Linked DNA regions of Mus musculus: region 1 is linked to region 2. A link is a contact called in ENCODE Hi-C or POLR2A ChIA-PET data. All regions are on one chromosome and are shown on one strand. The core of a region is the stretch at or near the end of the contact, and the rest is flanking DNA. Distances in the headings are between cores, read along the strand shown.

Region 1 (6,141 bases), core at 351-2,850, 200 kb after region 2:
GAAAGCTCTTCTGTAAGCCCACGATGCTATCAGGGCTACTTGGTTGGTATAAGTTAGTGGGCTGCTAAGTTAGTAGACTCCAACAGGTTTTTATCTAATGGTTACAGGATATTCTGACATAGAGTTGAGTGGCTTATTAAAATACTCCCATGAAATACCTATGTAAATTCCACGCTTTACCTTATCTGAGCCTTCTGAAAATTCGTGACTGTAATTGAGACAGGCTAATTCCATGACAGACTTCTAATTGGCAGTTCCTGGGATTAGGCCTAAAATCCTAGGCTTCAGGCAGCTAGTCAGAAAGTGCCCTACCATCAGAAACGACCCCCCCCCCCCCAAAAAAAAAAAACCCAACCTGGCCTGAAGCAAGGACAATGGGTTTTCAGCCCTCACACCCAGGCAATAGTTTCAGAATGTCCTTAAGAGAGAGTAGATAAGGCCACCTACCCCAGGATTCCTCAGGCAAGTTTCTAGCCACCACACCAAGGTTATGCTTCTGGAATGCCCGAGATAAGAGTAAGACAAAGCCCATCTATCCGAGAATTCCCCCAATGTGCAGCGAGCATACTTGGTAATGGGAGACTCCAGCATGCTGGACTTCGACAAAATAAAACACTCTGTGTGTTTACAAACTACTTGAGTCTGGAGTATCATTCTTCAGCGAATCATGGACCCTTACAACGTCCACCTCATCAAAACTGTTTCAAAAATTATGAGCAAATCGCTCAAGTCTGTACAAAATCATCCAAAGTTCTCAAACTGTACACACTTCCCAAACATGTAAGAAACCAAAAAGTTTACGTGTATTGGAGAGATGATTCTACGGGGTCTGCCAACCTTTTTACATTGTCACACAATGTTGTCGTCTCCAAAGTTATTATCAGAGAATCTCACGATCTAGTTTTTTAAAAGGAAGGAAGAAAGAAAGAAAGAGAGAGAGGGAGGGAGGGAGGGAGGGAGGGAGGGAGGAAGGAAGGAAGGAAGGGAAGGAAGGAAGGAAGGAAGGAAGGAAGGAAAGGAAGGAAGGAAGGAAGGAAGGAAGGAAGGAAGGAAGAAGGGAGGAAGAAAGAAAAACATCCCCCCACACGCTCATGTTTATAAAAAGACTACTTTTGTGGGTGGGCAAGGCTGGAATCCTTTGAGGCGGTTCCTGAAGTTCTGGCATCATCTCAGAGAAAAGGAGTTGAGACAGTTTTCATCCCAGAAACCGGGAGAACCAGTAATGCACCCTGCAAGGCAGCGTTTGAGCTACGTGAGAGAGCTCACCTGCACCTTAGAAACCACCTCTGAACACCGCAAGGGGACACCCCACCAGGAAGCAACGGGGCGGGGCACAGAGCGCATGCGTGCGGTCGGGGAGGCGGGGCAGACACCTTCGCCAAGTTCGGGGGGCGAGGAGGGGTGGTGGAACAGAGCGCCTGCGCCAAGAGCAGCCGGCCCAGCGGAGTCTGCGCGTTCCCGGGAATGCCGAAGAAGGCGAATTCCTAGAAAGGGAGGACGCCTGCGCAGTCCGGAAGGCGGGGACGCGGGGGCGGGGCGGGGCGCGGCGGCGGGGGCGGGGCGCCTAGTCGATTGGCGGGGTTACCCGGAATTGGTTGCTAGACTGGGCGCGAAGCGGTCTTCAGGTTTGGTCTCAGTTGCGCGGAAGTGAAACGACGCGGAGATGGAGGTGAGCCAGGCGGCGTCTGGTACCGACGGTGTCCGGGAACGGAGGGGCTCGTTCGAAGCTGGAAGGAGGAACCAAGATGAGGCACCTCAGTCCGGGATGAACGGGCTTCCGAAACACTCCTACTGGCTGGATCTCTGGCTCTTCATCCTTTTCGACCTGGCCTTGTTCGTCTTCGTGTACCTCTTGCCCTGGTGAGTATCCTGAGTTGCAGAGTTGAAGAGCTTAGGAAGCTGGCGGCTGCTTCAGTCTTCTCGGAGAGGGAGGGAGGGACGGCAGCTAGAGATGGCGGAGTTGGAAGAGCGAAAATGGATTTCCTTGACACCCCAGTGGCAAGAGGAGTGTGGAGAAAACTTGACTTCCCATATTTGTCTGTTTCATCACCACAAACGAACTGTTAAGTGTTAGAAACCTATACCCATAATTAGATCTATCGTAAATAATAAAAAATAATTACTAAAAACTAATAAAAATAAAAGTAAATAAATATCGTAAGTAATAAAAAATAGAGCATGACAGGTTAAATGTGATTATATCTAAAGTGATTTGAGTGTTGTGCGCCTGCTTAAAATGCTTAGCCCAAAGCAAGCCTTGTAAACTTAACTTGTCCATAACTTATGCAGATAAACGCGTATTATCTTCCAGAGTATCCCCAGTCCTACATCTGTCAAAGAATGGAGTATCTTGGGTTTCTTTGGCTCTCATTTTTTCGGTTTTGTGGCAAATTAGAAGGCAGAGAATGGGGGGGGGGTTTGAAAAGATAAACAGTTTTTTGATAAAAACTCGTTAAGTCATTTTGGTATAGACATTTCAAGAACAGTGATTTATTATTTAGTTATTTTTAATGATCTCATTTTCACCTCTGGGTAGAAAATTCATGACTTAATAATGTAGGCCTTTAGTTTTCCTTATCAATAGTGTAAATTATGTAGGGATAGGCTAGCAGTATCTATGTTCAGCGTCCCACTAAATGTCAAAATAAGCAGATGAAGGAAACAAGTATTTGGTTTTTACAGACCGGTTTGCTGAGTCAAGAATGGGGCTTCTGGAGTGAATCTTGAAAACGACTATAGACTCTTGAATGAAGAGGACTCCAGCAGCTGACTTCGGCACCTCTATCTAACCTTTTCTTCAGCCCTTGACCTCACTAAAGTACTATCATATGTTTAAAACCTGTTTTTCATGGTTGAAGTAATGATTGTAGCTAAATGATAGATAATATATATTTTTAATAATGTCTGTAACTTAAGTACTTATGGGAAATAAATGTATGTAAAAAAAAAAAGTTATCTTTGTGAAGCTTACTTTCTCAAATATTGTTTTAAAACTATGCTATTATAAAATAATTATCTAGAGTTGAATAGGTAGCACTTACTCAGAAAGGCCACAGTCCCAAAGCAGCTACTAGAAACATTTTGGAAGCTGTTCCTTGTCATCTTAAGACCTGGGTGATTAGAAATTCTTTACTGTTGGTTTTAGTGCTATTCAGTATATGAGAACTGTCTAAAATACTCAGAGGGGGTGTTCTTCTCCCTTATAATTCACACTATTTGGTGAACTGTTTACAGTTGTCTTAAGATACTGTTGCATTTGCTTGGGTAATTTTTGTGCAAGGTGTAACTGAAGTATGCGTATTAGCACACAGGGCCGAGGTGACTCTTGAGTTCACCACACTCTGGGACCTGCTTACTAATTTTCTCTAATAAATGTTTAATCACTGAATTTAGTTTCACACTGTGTCAGATTCTCTGGTGGTAGAGTGGGGAGGTTAATAGCTTGCCATTAGGTCACACAAGTACTTTATTCTCTTGAGCCCCAGGCCAGCCCACCACAGCTGTCAGCTAACTGGACATTTCTAGGATGGAGACCTTAGTATGATGGTGAATTTTTGGGTCACTTTGGGCTAAGGGATCCATGACAGATGGCAAAACATTATTCCTGGGTCTGTCTGTGTTTCAGGAATAGGAGCTGATATGCTGGGAAAATAGTAAAGGAAGCCTCCCTGATGTGAGACCAGTCACCCCACCCCACCCCTTTTAGAACATGGATGAGAAGGCAGATGTCTCTGCTGGAACATCTATTTGTGTGGATACCATCCTGAGACGAGTGAAGGCTGTGCTGAGGGAGTCTGGCCTCAGAACACAACAGCAGAGTAGGCTCTGCGGGACAAGCCGGCTCAGAGAACAGCTCTGCCTCCAAGCAGGGCTATTCTGACCTTGGAGTTAACCAAAATGGGCCCCAGCTGGGACAATGACCCACTGCCTTAATGCCTCTGTGGTGTACCCCTCCCCTTAGAATAGCTCCCTTGAAAGTGTTTCTCATTCCTCTCAAGTCCACTGAAGCTGTACAGCTATATTTAATAAACTCTACTCCAGCCCTTTTCATTACTTTCCCCGTTGCCCAGGTTGCCAGCCTTTCAGCTACTTCCAGGAATGGGCTCTGCGCGGACATCAGTACTTGCAGATCTGAGTTCTCAGACTCTGGCCAGTCCCTGAGGTTTGGACTAGAACTCAAACTTCCCTAGGCTTCAAGCCTACAGTAGATGGATAGACATAGATAGACAGATAGACAGACAGACAGACAGATAGATAAATAGATAGATGATGGATTTCTGAGGTTTGTGTAAGACAATTTCTTGTGATAATTTCTCTCTATAATAGTGCTCTTTCCAAAGAACTCAAGTCCAGTTAATACACAATTATAATTGCCACAAAGGAACAGCATGCAGGCTCCAACTCCTATAGATAACTGAGAATGTTTTTTTTTTAGTAAACTAGAAATAAATGGGCTTTTCAAGGCAAGCTGCAAATTTGTTCTCATCAAAGCAAAAAGTAAGCTGGTAAGTTCCTTAGTAAATTCACAGTTGGTTTCTAAACATGAAGTAGCTTCTGATGGTTGCATTTGAATTGGCTTAAGTCTTGGAGGAACTTGTTAGGGAGGCATTAACCTTGAGTTACAGGATGAAAGTGAAGAGCTCCAAGTACTGGGCACTGAACAAGCTATGTTTGGAAGTCAGGAATAAAACAAGGCTGGGCATGGGCCAGATACCTGCTATAAGGCTTTTTAGTCAAGAATGGATTTTGCTTTTGCTTTTACATTTGATTTTGTTTCCTGAGACAGGGTCTTACTGTGTGGCCCTGTACACAGCTTTGCAGACCAGGTTGGCCTTGAACTCAGAAAGATCCACCTGCCTCTGCCTACCCAGTGCTGGGATTAAAGGCGCCCAGCTGGTTTTCTTTTTGTTAACAATTTGAAGTGCTTAGAAAACAATTTCATATTACATGAAAAGCACATCTAATCTAGATTTGATGTTGGTAAACTTTTATTGAAAAACAGCCCTTGACAAGGGAGCTAAAACCATCCAGTGGAAAAAAGCATTTTCAACAAATGGTGCTGGCACAACTGGCGGTTATCATGTAGAAGAATGCGGAATTGATCCATTCCTATCTCCTTGTACTAAGGGCAAATCTAAGTGGATCAAGGAACTCCACATAAAACCAGAGACACTGAAACTTATAGAGGAGAAAGTGGGGAAAAGCCTCGAAGATATAGGCACAGGGGAAAAAATTCCTGAATAGAACAGCAATGGCTTGTGCTGTAAGATCGAGAATAGACAAATGGGACCTCATAAAATTGCAAAGCTTCTGTAAGGCAAAAGACACCGTCAATAAGACAAAAAGGCCACCAGCAGATTGGGAAAGGATCTTTTTTTTTTTTTTTTTTTTTTTTTTTTTTTTTTTTTTTTTTTTATTTATTTATTATATGTAAGTACACTGTAGCTGTCTTTAGACACACCAGAAGAGGGAGTCAGATCTCATTACGGATGGTTGTGAGCCACCATGTGGTTGCTGGGATTTGAACTTCTGACCTTCGGAAGAGCAGTCGGGTGCTCTTACCCACTGAGCCATCTCACCAGCCCAAGGATCTTTACCTATACTAAATCAGATAGGGGACTAATATCCAATATATACAAAGAGCTCAAGAAGCTGGACCCCAGAAAATCAAATAACCCCATTAAAAAATGGGGCTCAGAGCTAAACAAAGAATTCTCACCTGAGGAATACCGAATGGCTGAGAAGCACCTGAAAAAATGTTCAACATCCTTAATCATCAGGGAAATGCAAATCAAAGCAACCCTGAGATTCTAACTCACACCAGTCAGAATGGCTAAGATCAAAAACTCAGGTGACAGCAGGTGCTGGCGAGGATGTGGAGAAAGGAACACTCCTCCATTGTTGGTGGGATTGCAAGCTTGTACAACCACTCTGAAAATCAATCTGGCGGTTCCTCAGAAAATTGGACATAGTACTACTGGAGGATCCAGCAATACCTCTCCTGGGCATATATCTAGAAGATGTTCCAACTGGTAAGAAGGACACATGCTCCACTATGTTCATAGCAGCCTTATTTATAATAGCCAGAAGCTGGAAAGAACCCAGATGCCCCTCAACAGAGGAATGGATACAGAAAATGTG
Region 2 (5,532 bases), core at 1,799-4,298:
TTTTGTTCTCTTTGTGTGGTTGCTTGGTTGTGCTAATTCCTCTCTTCAGTCTTAAGCATTGCTTCTAGTATTCTCTCTACAATTGTTTTCGTGGACATGAATTTTTAAAAAGCTGTTTGTATCAAAGACAGTTTTTTTTTTTCCTTCTTCCATACTTGCAAATAGTTTTGCTGGGTATAGTAGTCTATGTTGGCAGTCAAGGATTCTTAGAATTAGGATTTCATTGATCCACACTCTTCTGGATTTTAAAGTTCCCATTGAGAATTAAGCTGCTTTTCTGGTGACTTTCTCTTTACATGTGACTTGTGTTTTTTTCTTTCCTCTCTTGTAGTTTTCAATAATCTTTTTTGTGCTGCATATTTAGCATTTTATTTATAATGTGATGTGGGGTTTTTTTTGTAGTCTTTTCAATGTAATGTTCTGTGTGCTTCTTGTATCTGTATGGATGTTTCTATATGGGAAAGTTTTCTTCTATGATCTTTCTAATCTATACATGAAAATTCAAGGAATTACTCTTACCATGGTGTTAGTGTTATACACTTTCTGCATATTCATTTTCTGTACTTGAAATTTTTTCCACCATCTTTGATTGCTTTGTCTAATCTTCAATCTATTCTGTTTGTAAGGCTGTCTCTTGAGTTCTTTAGTCAGGTTATTGAGTTTTTTCCATTGTGTTTACACTTTAGCAGGAATTCTCTTCAATATTGCTATCTCCTTATTTAATCCTGATTTCAAACCCTAAATTGTCTTTGTAATTTCTTTCAGGTATATATTGCTATTTTCTTGAATGTCACTCAGGCATTTATTGTTATCTCAAAGTTCAATGTGGCGCCTGTGTCTTCTTTAATTTTCTTGAATTCTTTGATAAAGTTTATGATTGTTCTTTTAAATGTTGTGTTCTGAGGTTCATCGAAGTAATTCTTAGTAGAAAACATTTCTATAGGACTACTGTGTTCGAAGGGACACATAGCATCTTGGCTGTTTATATTGTGCTTGTAATGTGACTTGTGAGTGTGACCTTCTTTCTTTGGTTGTGTTTGAGGTAAGAATTTGTCCTGTCTTAGACTGGGCCGGTGCAGTGGCTGGGTGACTTAGCTGGCGCATGAATTCTTTGATTGGACTAGAACGAGCAAAGGTGGTATTGGAACCTTGTCCTGCACTAGCCCTGTGGGTGTGGATATGGCGAGACTGGTGGGACAGAGGAGGAGAGATTTATCAGGCAAAGCTGGCTGTTGGCCACAGGTCTGGAGGTAGAAGTGGAGATAGCAGAGAAGAGAGGGAAGAAATGACTTAACCAGCAAAGACAGCTTTGGAACTGAACCCCAACTTATGGAATAGAAGGAAGGACTCTTTTTATTGGATATTTTCTTTATTTGCATTTCAAATATTGTCACCCCCTGCCCCCGAAGCCCCCTATCCCATTCCCCCTCCTCCTGCATCTATGAGGCTGTTCCCCAACCCACCCACTTCTGCCTACTCGCCCTAGCCTACAGGACCAAGGGCCTCCTCTTCTTCCGTTGATGTCCGACAAGGCCATCCTCTGCTACATATGAGGCTGGAGCCATGGGTCCCTTCATATGTACTCCTTGGTTGGTGGTTTAGTCCCTGGGAGCTTGGGGGGGGGGTCGGGTGAAGGAAGAACTCTTTTTTTTTTTTTTTTATATTTATTTATTTATTATATGTAAGTACACTGTAGCTGTCCTCAGACACTCCAGAAGAGGGAGTCAGATCTTGTTATGGATGGTTGTGAGCCACCATGTGGTTGCTGGGATTTGAACTCCTGACCTTCGGAAGAGCAGTCGGGTGCTCTTACCCACTGAGCCATCTCACCAGCCCCCGAAGGAAGAACTCTTAACCACTCAGCCAGAATGAAGTGTCAATATGAACTTTGGAGGGAGCGGGCACAAACAGTTAAGGCCCAATTTCTAGCTATTATCCCAGAGTTCAGTTTTAAATCAGGTGACTTCCTGGTAGGAGGAATGTGTAGATATGGGGTGGGGGTGGGGTTCACCAACAAGGGGAAACTCCCTATTCGCTAAGCATATTTAATGTCATAGTAACATATCAGGAGAGAACTGTCATTTTAAAATCTAATATAATTTATCATGTGTTGCTTTGGTCATGGAATTTTATCACAGCAATAAGCAATGTAAGGCAATACTATTTCTGAGGTATCGATGCCAGTTAAATACAAATGAGTTCATTTTAAATCAGGCTAACTGGGTGTTCCCAGTTGTACATGGGTAGCTAGTGTTAGGGTTCGTAAGTCAGCAGAATCGTGTAGAGGTAGTCTTAGCTTCAAAATTCACAGGCCAAGGACAGGTGGTTGTCATTTTTATGTCCTATGTCTAACCGAATCTTGCGCTTCCATAAGGAGGGTCTTTGGTGTATGAATCAATGATTACAACTGATGTTAGCCTTAAGCTCGGATGTGGTTTTGATGGAAGCCACTGTGTCCCGTACCTGCAGGTTTGTCATAGCGGTTTCTTCCTCATGTCTCTCCCTAGCTTGTAGGGTTGGAGTGCTTTCCGGAGTCACTGGGAGGGCTGCTGTGAGGGAGATAGGTTCTGGGTCCTCTCCACCAAGAGTTGCTTAAGGAGAAAAGTGAGGTGGGGCTGTCCCTGTACTACTAAGAACGAAGAAAAACAATCACGTTAACTTTTTCCCACACTTTCTAGTGAAGCTCCTGCCTCTTGCCTTCTGGACTGTAGATGAGTCCTCACTGTGATCTTTCTGTCCTAGAGTTGGTTGGTTGGGAATTGCAAATCCACCCACTGTCACCTTTGCGCATAGAGGGAAGCTGACTCGGCCCACAGCGCACCCCAGCGGCGGTCTGGAGTCCTTCTAGCCTTGGCCACTTGGCTTCCGGAGGGCTCGCCAGTCAGCGCCGAGGCAGATGCAGAAAGCCGGTTTCCGCGGGACCCCAAGGAGGACGCCCGCCACCTGGGAACCTCGGGGACCTGGAGGGGCGGGGCTGAGCGAGCTCCGGGGCCGGCCCGCGTCTCTGTGGCTTCGCTGAGACACTGCAGGGACGAATAAAGGCAAAAGGGGAGGGTCTCGAACACTGTCCTGCTCCTCTGAGAGAGAGAGGTGGAAATCCGGCACCTCCGAGCCGCAGAGACGCGCGGCAAGCACCATGGAACGAGCGGGCCCCAACTCCGTGCGGTCGCAGCAGCAGCGGGACCCGGACTGGGTGGAAGCGTGGCTGGATGATCACCGGGACTTTACCTTCTCTTACTTTATTAGAAAGGCCACCAGGTAAGAAGAGGAGCCACAAAGGACACAGCCAGGGACATGAAGCGTGACCTGAGGCTGATCTCTCTCCCCCACCATTGAATTTTCCCCTCGATCCAACATTAAACAATCCCCGTTCCCAGGCCCTTTGCTTCGGAAGTAGCTTCTCGGTCCCAGTACGGACTGGAGTCCTCTACTTAAAGGGAGCACAGTTGAGAAGCGAGGCGTCGGATTAGAAAGGACTTGCCCACGAAGTTAAAAACAAAAGCGTACACCCGGCCCTGGAGCAAGATTACTCTCCCGGGCCTTCTCCCCTCCCCTCTACTCTCCCGGTTTCCCTCCCAAACCCGCTTAGCAAAAACCAAAACAAGCCAGAGCCCCTTCCCAGCGGCTCCGGAAGCACCACTGCGGGCGCGTCCCTGTGGTCGTGCTCCTCCCCTGCCCGGCTTGCTCTGACCCTGGAGGGGCGGGGAAGCCGGGGGGGTCTGGACCAGGCCACCGGGAAGCCTGGGTGCCGCAGCTTGCCCGGGTCGCCCCCAGTGAGGACTGTCGCCTTTGGTCCCCCAATAGTCCTCTGGTCATCCCTCTTCTGGCTGCGTCGCCGCAAGGAGGATTTTCGCGGAGCTTTGCGGCGCGCACACAAAGGGCGGGAGGGAGGCGGCCCGGGCGGACTCGGGGACCCGGGGACCCGGAGCACCCCAGAGGCCAGTTCTTCCTGGTCTCGAGCCAAACGCCGGGAGGCCGCTGCGGAGGGCGTGGAGAAGGGAGCCTGTCCTTTAGGATCCGACTGCTGCACGGGCAGTCGGGGCTCGCGCAGACTTGAGAGTGGAGCGGAGGGACGAGAGGGTGGAGCGGAGTGCGTGGCGGGCGGGTCCCCCGAAGCTCGAGGAGTCGCCGTGAAGCCCGCGCGCGCGCTTGCCTCCGGCGCGCCGATCTGGGCTGAACTAACCAGCTCTGCTTTGGAGAAGGGGCTGGAGCCCCGCCACCGGCGCCTTGGGGCAACGGCCGTCGAGCAGCTGGTGCTGGCCGCCCGAGCCGGGAGGGCGACTCTCGCCGGGCGGGGATGGTGGACGAGCCGGTGGGGACTCGCCCGAGCGCGGCCGCCACTCGGCCGGGCGCTGCCCGCCAGGGGGCGACGCAACGCGGGGTCCGCAGCCGGCGACCCGCAGCGAAGAGGCGGCGGGGGCAGTAGGGGAGCCGGTCGGGCACTCACGGAACTCCGTCGGCCCCCAGAGTCTCCCGAGTCCACCATCCGAGGAGTTCGCAAACGAGCGCCCCACCTTTGCTATGTTGCCCTTTGGAGACAAAACGAGGTACTTCCTTCAACATCCCGCTGGCCACTTTGTCTGGGGAAGGGCTGCGGGGGTTAGCGGCTGGCGGGGGCACCCCTCACACCTGCGGGAGATGAAGCCGCCCGATAGACGGGCAGTATGACTTTGTCTCACCTTGCTTTTTCACGGAGATACTACATGGGGGTCAGTTTTCTCTCTTTTCTCACGGAGCCTCTTCTGGACAGTTTTGGCGTTTTGCTTGTGAGTCTAGCCTTTCATGGCTGAGCGCTCTCTCCAGCCCAGATATACTCTAAGTACCCAGCCCTCCTTTCACCTCCCACCCCCATTATTAAGCCTTTCCCCATCAAATTCTGAGCATAGAGGGATCGGATGATAACACAGAAAGTAGAGCGGTTTCTTTTTAAAACATTACAGGAAGTTTGAGCCGAAGCACCAAGACAGACCATCTCGACCTAGAATTATCTTGCTGGGAACCACCAGTTTCCAGGGGTCACTAGTTACTCTTGAGACCTTCTGTCTCCCGTGTCCTTTCACTGTACACTCCCATCCTCTGCTCCCTTTGAATTAGAGCACAGAAAATGGGGAGGGGCCAGAGAGCAGGGCTGAGTTTTAAAGTATGCTTTGGAGATGTTCTTTAGATGGGCTGTTGTTAACAGTTGAAAGCTAAAAATACAGCAAAAATGACCCGTTCTTTGTTTTACCCTCTCCGCTTTAAAGACAAACTATGGATAGCTTACTGGAGGTTTTTGAGTGGTCCTAGGCTAGGGCACTGTTAAACCTTCCAAAAACCTTGAAAGAGTAGCAACATTGTAGTTGAAAGTAAAAAAGAGTCCTTTGATACATTTACTATTAATTTTTCCCCCTCTCAAGTAGAAATTAAAATTACAAATAAAAATACAATTAAAGCCTCAATTACAATGCTAACTGTAAAATTAGATATTCTGAGGCCCCAAAAGACTTTTTCAAGTTAGGACATTATGTGTGTGCTGTGTGCATGTCCGTGTGT

The links. Hi-C counts contacts between places; a loop is a spot of excess contacts on that map. ChIA-PET counts read pairs that join two places held with the same protein, here RNA polymerase II (POLR2A).
Region 1: a map of T-helper 2 cell shows a loop between it and region 2 (2.6-fold over the local background). The contact joins the promoter of 1810037I17Rik here to the promoter of Pde5a in region 2. A Hi-C loop is called at or near these places in 1 of 37 maps with a recorded cell type or tissue (T-helper 2 cell). POLR2A ChIA-PET finds 5 or more read pairs at or near these places in 1 of 5 experiments (Patski).

What each region holds. Positions count from the first base shown.
Region 1 is chr3:122,922,797-122,928,937 of GRCm38, forward strand. 1810037I17Rik (RIKEN cDNA 1810037I17 gene) reads left to right here and starts at 1,601. Exons shown (of 2, transcript NM_024461.2): 1 at 1,601-1,860; 2 at 2,683-3,398. The coding sequence starts at 1,664. The coding sequence ends at 2,683. It overlaps 4933405D12Rik (RIKEN cDNA 4933405D12 gene), which reads right to left and starts at 1,320. Exons shown (of 6, transcript NR_046036.1): 1 at 1,267-1,320.
Region 2 is chr3:122,726,110-122,731,641 of GRCm38, forward strand. Pde5a (phosphodiesterase 5A, cGMP-specific) reads left to right here and starts at 3,049. Exons shown (of 21, transcript NM_153422.2): 1 at 3,049-3,258. The coding sequence starts at 3,137.